Regions from separate parts of the Homo sapiens genome. Here region 2 is linked to region 1. A link is a contact called in ENCODE Hi-C or POLR2A ChIA-PET data. All regions are on one chromosome and are shown on one strand. The core of a region is the stretch at or near the end of the contact, and the rest is flanking DNA. Distances in the headings are between cores, read along the strand shown. Region 1 overlaps MYOCD (myocardin). Region 2 overlaps MYOCD (myocardin).

What was found. A loop is a pair of places that touch in the nucleus more often than their neighbours do. ChIA-PET counts read pairs that join two places held with the same protein, here RNA polymerase II (POLR2A). Pooled maps may share reads with other maps.
Region 2: a map of ascending aorta shows a loop between it and region 1 (7-fold over the local background). The contact joins two enhancer-like sites. A Hi-C loop is called at or near these places in 18 of 168 maps with a recorded cell type or tissue (Right ventricle myocardium inferior, Right ventricle myocardium superior, aorta and 9 more) and 14 of 50 pooled maps. POLR2A ChIA-PET finds 5 or more read pairs at or near these places in 4 of 52 experiments (BJ, H1, OCI-LY7 and 1 more).

Annotation. Positions count from the first base shown.
Region 1 is chr17:12,689,649-12,693,804 of GRCh38, forward strand. All of the region lies in intron 1 of MYOCD (myocardin), which reads left to right. All of the region lies in intron 2 of MYOCD-AS1 (MYOCD antisense RNA 1), which reads right to left. Among named protein-coding and RNA genes, the nearest start is that of MYOCD-AS1, 14 kb to the right of the region's middle. RefSeq lists an enhancer at 1,809-1,978. Within about 2 kb of position 1,742, at least 3 of the 41 ENCODE cell types and tissues checked have a DNase peak (open chromatin) inside an H3K27ac peak, as active enhancers do; they include ascending aorta and tibial artery, where a contact is called at or near this core.
Region 2 is chr17:12,729,019-12,733,174 of GRCh38, forward strand. All of the region lies in intron 5 of MYOCD (myocardin), which reads left to right. Among named protein-coding and RNA genes, the nearest start is that of MYOCD-AS1, 25 kb to the left of the region's middle. Within about 2 kb of position 2,318, at least 13 of the 41 ENCODE cell types and tissues checked have a DNase peak (open chromatin) inside an H3K27ac peak, as active enhancers do; they include ascending aorta and tibial artery, where a contact is called at or near this core.

The sequences.
Region 1 (4,156 bases), core at 492-2,991:
TGGTGAAACCCCGTCTCTACTAAAATACAAAAATTAGCTGGGCATGATGGCAGGCAACTGTAATCCCAGCTACTCAGGAGGCTGAGGCAGGAGAATCGCTTGAACCTGGGAGGCAAAGGTTGCAGTGGGCCGAGATCACACCACTGCACTCCAGCCTGGGTGACAGAGCGAGACTCAGTCTCAAAAAGTTTTTTTGAAAAAAATAATTAGAGCCTTTTGTAACACTATACACTAAAATTAATTCCAGATGCACTGAAAAGTTAAATGCAAATGTAAAAACCAAAACATAAATATATAAGGACATTTCAGTGATACATAATCTGGAGATGGAGAAGGTCTAAGTATACATCAAAGATAGAAATCATAAAAGAATATTCTAAGGGATTGCATATAGAGATGTTAAATGCCAAAAATCATCACAAGATTGAAAGGCAAACTAAAAAAACCAATGGAAATTCACAACATAGATGACTGACTATGTTTAATGTACTTCAAATATAAATAGATCTCCTAAGTCTATAAGGAAAAAAAAATCCCAGTGGAAAATCTGTCAAAGAATGTTATCAGACAGTTTGCAAAAGAAAAGATACTAATAGTAAAAAAATCTAAGAAAACATGTTTGACTCATTAAAAAATATAATGAGATACCATTGTTACTTATCAAATTAGCAAAGCTTTTTTCTTCTTCTTCAGTAGCATCATCCATTGTTAATAAGGTCGTAGTGAAGTTAAGACACTCCCATAGTCCTGGTAAGAGTACAAAATGGCTCATCTTTAATGAAGGAAAGAAAATTAAGTTTACAGGAAAAAGGGATTAAATAGATATTGAAGCATAATGAAATATTATGTGGCCATAGAGAATGAGAGTTCATATATACAAACCCACATAAAAAGTAAGAACATATTGAAAAAAATGGAAAAGCAAGGCACAAAATAGTATAAAAAATGGTCTCATTTTTGCATGTAGCATATTTGCTTATTTCGATTTCTCAAACATACTTCTTTTCTCAGAATTTCCTGGAATGTTTGTGAAAATGTATTCCCAGTCTACCTCGGACATACTAGACTATAGTCTCCAGGAAGGGGACGAGGGAAATTTGTGTTTATCAAGCCCCCCTAGGTGGTTTTTATATCAGGTAAATTGGGGAAATCCTGATCAAATCTAATGTAAACTCTTTCTTCAATTAATATTGAGACTGAGATCCAGCAAGGCTCTGGGAGCTGTCAAAAGCAATAGCTATTTAGTAGCAGAATGGGAACTAGAATTACGTGTGTATAATTCCAGATGAGCAATCCCTTTTTAAAGCCCCAAGCATATTCACTAATATTCTTAAATTTAACTCCCAACAACTTCCTAATCCCTTTGTAGACAGGTGGCAGAAGTTCTTAGCTCTATTGTTGCACATTCGGTAATGACCTTTCTTTGTTGATAGCGAATGGAAAGTTTTCCATTTTCACCGTTCCCTAGCAATGTCACATTTTCAAACAGTAGCTCAAAACTCTTTAAATAGAAAAGATCCATTTCTACTCTATCGTGACTCAGTAACAGCCACAGGATTCTTCTCAAACTTTCCTAAAAATGTCATCTTTGGGCTGGACTCAAGAGGAACATTTCAGCCAAGGAGACACATTTTCCACTCTGTGAAGAATGAGCGAGCATGGGGTTGGAACATAAAGTGTTTTGCAATCCTCAGAAAAGCAATACTTGTCATCAAAACCATGGCAACGTCTCCATGTGATGCCATCAGAGTCTGGGATCATTCAGGAGCCTCATTCTAATTGGAGACTTGGTCGGGGCCATCACCTGTGTTGGTCGGAACAGTCACCCAGCTGCCTGTTGGCTTCAGAAAGAAAACGGTACCCTACCTGACTGTTGCCATGGAGACACTATGGACAGTGATTCTGAGCTGAGCATCCCTTATGTTGAGTTACTAGGGGGCAGGTAGCATGAAACGTGCCTCATGTTCTAATGGCTTCTGATTCTTCATTTAAAAAGACATGCCCTTCACCCTCGCACCAAATGGAAGAAATACATTAAAACACAAGGTATAATATGACTAAAGTTACTGTTTTCTCATCCAAATATTAATAGTTCCATTTGGAACTTACACTCATGAGATAAAAGTTTAGAGTCCAAAATCATGGTTGGAAATTTGCCTGCCTAAGTTTATAACTCTATGGCCTTGGATGAGCTTTTATATCTTAGGAGCTATGACCAGGGGATAATAATACACACTCCTCAAGGACTATTGGGAGATTTCAATAGATGATTTATGTAAAACACTTCAGTCCCCAAGACTGGCACTTTTCAATTCTGTTAATAATCAGCCCCTTTCAACTTTCTTACTAGGAATTATCAGCATGAGAGAGAGAGGGAAAAGGAATAAAAGAAAGGAATAGGAAAGAACTGACCTGTAGTGAATTAATGACTCAGCTTCTTCTATTCACCTCATTTTGTGCCTTTTCCATCTCACTCGATGTGATGTGTTACTCCTGTGCCTTCAGTTTTCCCTTCATGTAAATGGCATAACCTCTTCTAAGGGACCATCACTCCTGGGCACAGCCAATGTTTCAGGCAGTAATGACTTTTTAAAAGGTATATGCTTGCATTCGCATCGCAACCTAAAGCTCCCTTTTCTTCTTTAGATTCTGCCATCCAGAAAATAGGTGGGCTTTCTTGTGAAGCAGCCATTATCGATACAATGCATAAAGGTCTTTGATAACCTTGTAGAGTTTAGAAAGTGGTAAGCTCATTAATGCCGTCCCAATAATCCTGAAGTTGTTAACTATTATTTGTTGTTAATATTGAGATTACAGCTATATACAGATGCTATCTATACAGAAGGCTGGGGCTCTTGGACATTGAGGATTATGACGCTTGGCAGACTCAAAGTTAAATCTATGTTTTCCGTTCCCAATGTCCTTGCCCCATCCTGTTGCTTCTCTTTGACATCAAGAAAGGCCTGCCCACCAGCAGCGGGCATGTGGCAGAGGTGACTGTCTAAGTAATAAGCAAAATGTCACAATGTCCTTCAATCCTGATATTTCCCTCCTCTTCAACCTGAAACTCTAAGGAGACCTATACAGCCGCACCTGGTTCTCCCTCTTCTGAGTGCCTCTGCTTTCTCTCCCAGGCACAGGTGAGTGAACTCTGCCAAGCTTCCTAACCCTCAATTTCCAAGAGCCCTGGCCCACCTATCTGTACATAGCAATAACCTTAATATTAACAACAAATAATAGTTAACAACTTCACAGGATTATTGGGAAGGCATTAGTGAGTTTATCACTTTCTAAACTCTGCACTCTCTGGTCGCAGCTCCCGTGTTGTGCAGAGATAGTATAGCTCCCATTCTTGAGTTGGAACCTAGTTCCAGCCCCGAGCTACAAGCGTGGAATCTAGTCCTGGTTCTCCACTATACTTGACCCACAAGTTTCTATGCATTTTTAAATAATTATTAAACAGTGGGCTGCTTCTCTGACTCAATAGGCTTCACACCTATTCTATGATTATAGAATATTAAGGGAACATATTTTCCCTTCTTTAGGAAGGTACATGCGTAGGGTGGTGGTAGAACTTGCTACTTGTTCCTGAAGTTCATTTTGGAGAAAAATCCAGGGTGGAGCTGTCGTGGGACATTTATGTTTTTTTAAAACAAACAAACAAACAAAAAAAACCATAGACCAGTCACGGTGTCTCACGCCTGTAATCCCAGCACTTTGGGAGGCCGAGGTGGGCGGATCACCCGAGGTCAGGAGTTCAAGACCAGCCTGGCCAACATTGTGAAACCCTGTCTCTACTAAAAATACAAAAATGAGCTGGACATGATGGTGTGTGTCTGTAATCCCAGCTACTCAGGAGGCTGAGGCAGGAGATTCGCTTGAACCTGGGAGGCAGCGGTGGCAGTGAGCCAAGATTGTGCCATTGCATTCCAGCCTGGGAGTCGCAGAGAGACTCTGTCTCAAAAAAAATAAAATAGAATAAAATAAAATAAAATAAAATAAAATAAAATAAAATAAAATAAAATAAAATAAAATAAGGTGCTCCCTACCAGACATGAAAATATATATCATTAGTCTAGAATAAAATAAATGGTGTAGCACTGGAACAAGAATATTCAAATGAGGAAATCAGAATCCAAAGCCCAGACCTCTGAGT
Region 2 (4,156 bases), core at 1,068-3,567, 40 kb after region 1:
CTAGTCATTCTTCAGAGACACCAAAAGTCTTCACCCTCTCTGATCGTTCATTTTGAAGGCAGCTAGATAATAACCATGGCCCTGAGTGAGATGGTAGGGCTGTTTGCTTTGGCATAAAAAAGAACATTTTGCTTTGGCATAACTTTCTCATGAACAAAATCTATCATTCCATCATGAGAAATAATTTCCAAAGAGTAAACCACCCTTGGGGTAAAGAAACACACTGAGGCATACGTGACAAATACTTTGCTGAGGATGGTTCTGGGAAAGAGTTGGGCAAGAGAATCAGGGAGCTGGGAGTGTTGGAGCGTGTGGGAGTGGCGGGAGGAAAGGGTGAGCGCTGAGAGAGAAAGGAAGTGCCTGGAGTCTGCCTCTGCCGCCCTGTGAAGTAAGGGCTTTGCCTCTGTGGAAGCCATCTCAGGCATCATTGAGAGGTGGGCAGGGCATGCCCAGGTGGGAGCTGAAGTTGGAGAGAGGCCTCTAGAAATCTGAGGGCAGCTTGAGGCTCTGGGAGGGGCTGAGGAGCATCCTGTCAAAGAGAAAAGGGAGACAGGATAAAGCACTTTTTTTTTTTTGAGATGGAGTTTTTGCTCTTGTCGCCCAGGCTGGAGTGCAATGGCGCGATCTCTGCTCACTGCAACCTCCCAGGTTCAAACAATTCTCCTGCCTCAGCCTTCCAAGTAGCTGGGATTACAGGTGCGTGGCACCACACCTGGCTAATTTTTGTATTTTTAGTAGAGATGGGGTTTCACCATGTTGGCAAGGCTGATCTCGAACTCCTGACCTCGTGATCTGCCCGCCTTGCCTAATGTTATTTTTCATCCCTAGAGGATTCACCTCAAGAGCAACGCAGGGCAGGTATTTACACAGGTTAACTGCTTTTCCTGACTTGTGTGGCCCTAGGATCAGGTGTATCAAAAGACATGAAGATCATCCTGGGCAGCATAGTGACACCTCATCTTTACAAAAAAATTTAAAATTAGCCAGGCATACTGGTGCATGCCTGTAGTCCTAGTTACTCGGGAGGCTGAGGCAGGAGGATCACTTGAACCCAGGAGTTTGAGGCTGCAGTAAGCTATGATCAAACCACTGCACACCAGCCTGGGTGACAGAGTGAGACCCTATCTCTCAAAAAAAGGAAAAAAAAGGCCAGGCGTGGTGGCTCATGCCTGCAATCCCAGCACTTTGGGAGGCTGAGCGGTGGTGGATCACCTGGGATCAGAAGTTCGAGACCAACCTGACCAACGTGGAGAAACCCCATCTCTACTAAAAATACAAAATTAGCTGGGCATGGTGACAGGCATCTGTAATCCCAGCTACTTGGGAGGCTGAGGCAGGAGAATCGCTTGAACCTGGGAGGTGGAAGTTGCAGTGAGCCAAGATCGCGTCACTGCACTCCAGCTTGGGCGATGAGCGAAACTCCATCTCAAAAAAAAAAAAAAAAAGACATAAGGCAAATTTCTAAAGTGCCAGGGATCTGAGTAAAAAAAATTAGTCATTCCAACATCTACCTATTATGCCATTTCCATAATAAAAGCATCTGATCGCTTTCCAGAGCAGTGAGTTCTGACTTTGGTTAGATAGTCCAATCAGTCTGTAGACTATGACATGCTAAATCTATGCAAATGTCTTTAGGCAACAGCTACACTGAAACTATAGCTACCTTTCTGTGTACGACTTTCTCCCTTAGGACACAAATTTTGCTTCAGTCTCTTCCAGGATGTCAGGAGGTAGTCTGTCCATGATTTAAAATAGCTTCTATTGCAGTGGACCGGGCCAGCTCACAGGTTGATAAGGAAGGAGGCGCATTTTCATATTCTACTTCATGGTTTCCTGCCCTTGGTGTGGGTCTTCACAGAAAGGTAACTAGGATTCCAATTATCTTGCTTTAATCTTGGCATTTTAAATGTTTATGCAAAGAAAGTACAGCTGACTCATTCATCTGATCACTTCCAAGAGGGAGAGGAGAGGCTCCGAGTCACCAGCCCAAGATCCCCAAGGGGCCAGTGCCCAGAGCCAGTCCTGCGAGCATAGCCAGAGGATGATGTCAGGGCTTCCCAAAGCAGGTCCTTGTCATCACAGCCCCGACGCGTCTGCAGGGACAATAGCCAGCACACCGCTCTCCATCAGCTCCCAGCCAGCCTCATGCTGGGGAAGATTGGAGCGGAGGCCCAGGGTCACACCACGGAGCCAGGAGACTTGGTCATTCCAGAGGCAGTCAGATAAGGTGACCTTTGTCCCTCTCTGCATGGGCTTGGCTTGAACCAGGAAGGAGAGGGAGTGGCATGCCAGCCTTTCCACCCACACTCCTCCTACTCTGAGGAAGGGCCGCCTTTGCTTTCCCAGAAGGAACCTCTCAGGACCAACCAGTTTTTCTGGTTCTGGAGTTGTGCTGACCTTTGCAAAGCTGACCAGAGGATAAACTGCCTCCCGGGTGGTCTGTTTATTTTTGATGATGTTAAACTTGAGACAAACAGATGCTCCTACCAAAAACAATAGCAACAATAGCAACAATAACAGCAAGAAATTATTAATCACTTACACGTCAGGAACTGGGCCCAGTGCTTTCCATATGTTATTACCTAATCCTCGAAACCCTGAAAGCTAGCTATTATGATGATGATTCCCATTTTATAGATGGGGAAACTGAGGCTCAGAGAGGTCAAATAACTTGCCAACTGTCACGCTATCCCTGAACTGGTAGAACCAAAAAGCAAACTCAAATGCGTCTGACTCCAGAACCCAGGGCCTTGTGGGCCACACCGAACACCACAGGAGGTGTTCATGCCAAAAGGAAGCCACTGCTATGTACTTACAGGAGCCCCTCCACTGTTAAGGTTTTTCCCATCAACAGCGACGAGCTAAGTCTATAGCTGTGTCTGGGCTCCCTGCCCTTTCCCTCATCTTCTGCCCTGGCAGTGGCAAATCTAAACCAGTCACTTGTAGCCCTGAAAGAGTGGTGATTGACAGGGGCCCCCATGGTGAGATCTTGTGGCCTGGACAGCGACCAGTGGTCCTCAGTGCAGCTGTCAGTATGTTCTAACTTGGCACATTGTGCTTTTTAGATACCGGAGAGGAGTCATATTTGGGGCCTTGGCACTCATCCTGGTTGTTTACGCAGGTGTAAACCCGTACGCGGGATGTAGTTCCATGCACTCATGGTTTCCTCATTTCATTGACTTAAGCAAGGGAGACTCCTACAAGCAATGTCTCTCCAGGGGTTGGCTCCTAAAATAGCCCTCTCCCCTGGCTGAAAGCACTTCTTTGTCATCCTCCCCAACCCAAGCATGCTAATGGCCACTCTATCATTTCTCGTCCACACGCCCCATCCTTTCATTGTCAGACGCGCCCCTCTCCCTTTCTGCTGTCCTGTCCACCGCTGACAGTCACTTCAGGCTCCATTCAATCCCACCTCCTCCGGGAGGCTTCTTGGACAACTTCGCATCGCTGTCTCCTCTCTGTAACCACCACCAGCACTCACCAGGCAGTCTGGCCCGTGACAGATTCTCTGATTGTGTCCCATCCAGATACAAGGATCTCCTTTCTCATGGTTTTCTGTCTCTTCTCTTAGCCATATCTTATCTGATCACACCTCAGCTTGTCTCTGCTCCTCTTAAAATGGGAAGGCTGGAGTTAAACGCAACAATTTAGGAATGCTCCGTCCAGCCCTGGGGAAAGGGGGATTGATTACCTACACCTTTATTCCAGATACTCAACTTCTAGACTTTTCGACATCATTCTTGTGCTTCGACCTGGGGTCACCAAATGCCAGGTGTCAGAGTGGAAAGGGCTGATTCACTGGTAGTAACTTCAGGGCTGCAACAATCTTTCCACCCCTTTACTGAGGCAAGTCCGAATTAAATTCATCGGGACTCTCCCTTCCCAGAATCTCCTGCCTTCTTTGTTCCTCAAAAGCAAGATGTCACAGTCAGTCCCTCAGATCTCAAAAATTCAGCTATTTTGTGGAATTCTGGAGACAGCCTTAGCATATGACCTATGTATACGAAGTAGGCTGGGCGCGGTGGCTCACGCCTATAATCCCAGCACTTTGGGAGGCTACAGCAGGTGGATCACGAGGTCAGGAGATCGAAACCATCCTGGCTAACACAGTGAAACCCTGTCTCTACTAAAAATACAAAAAATTAGCCAGATGTGG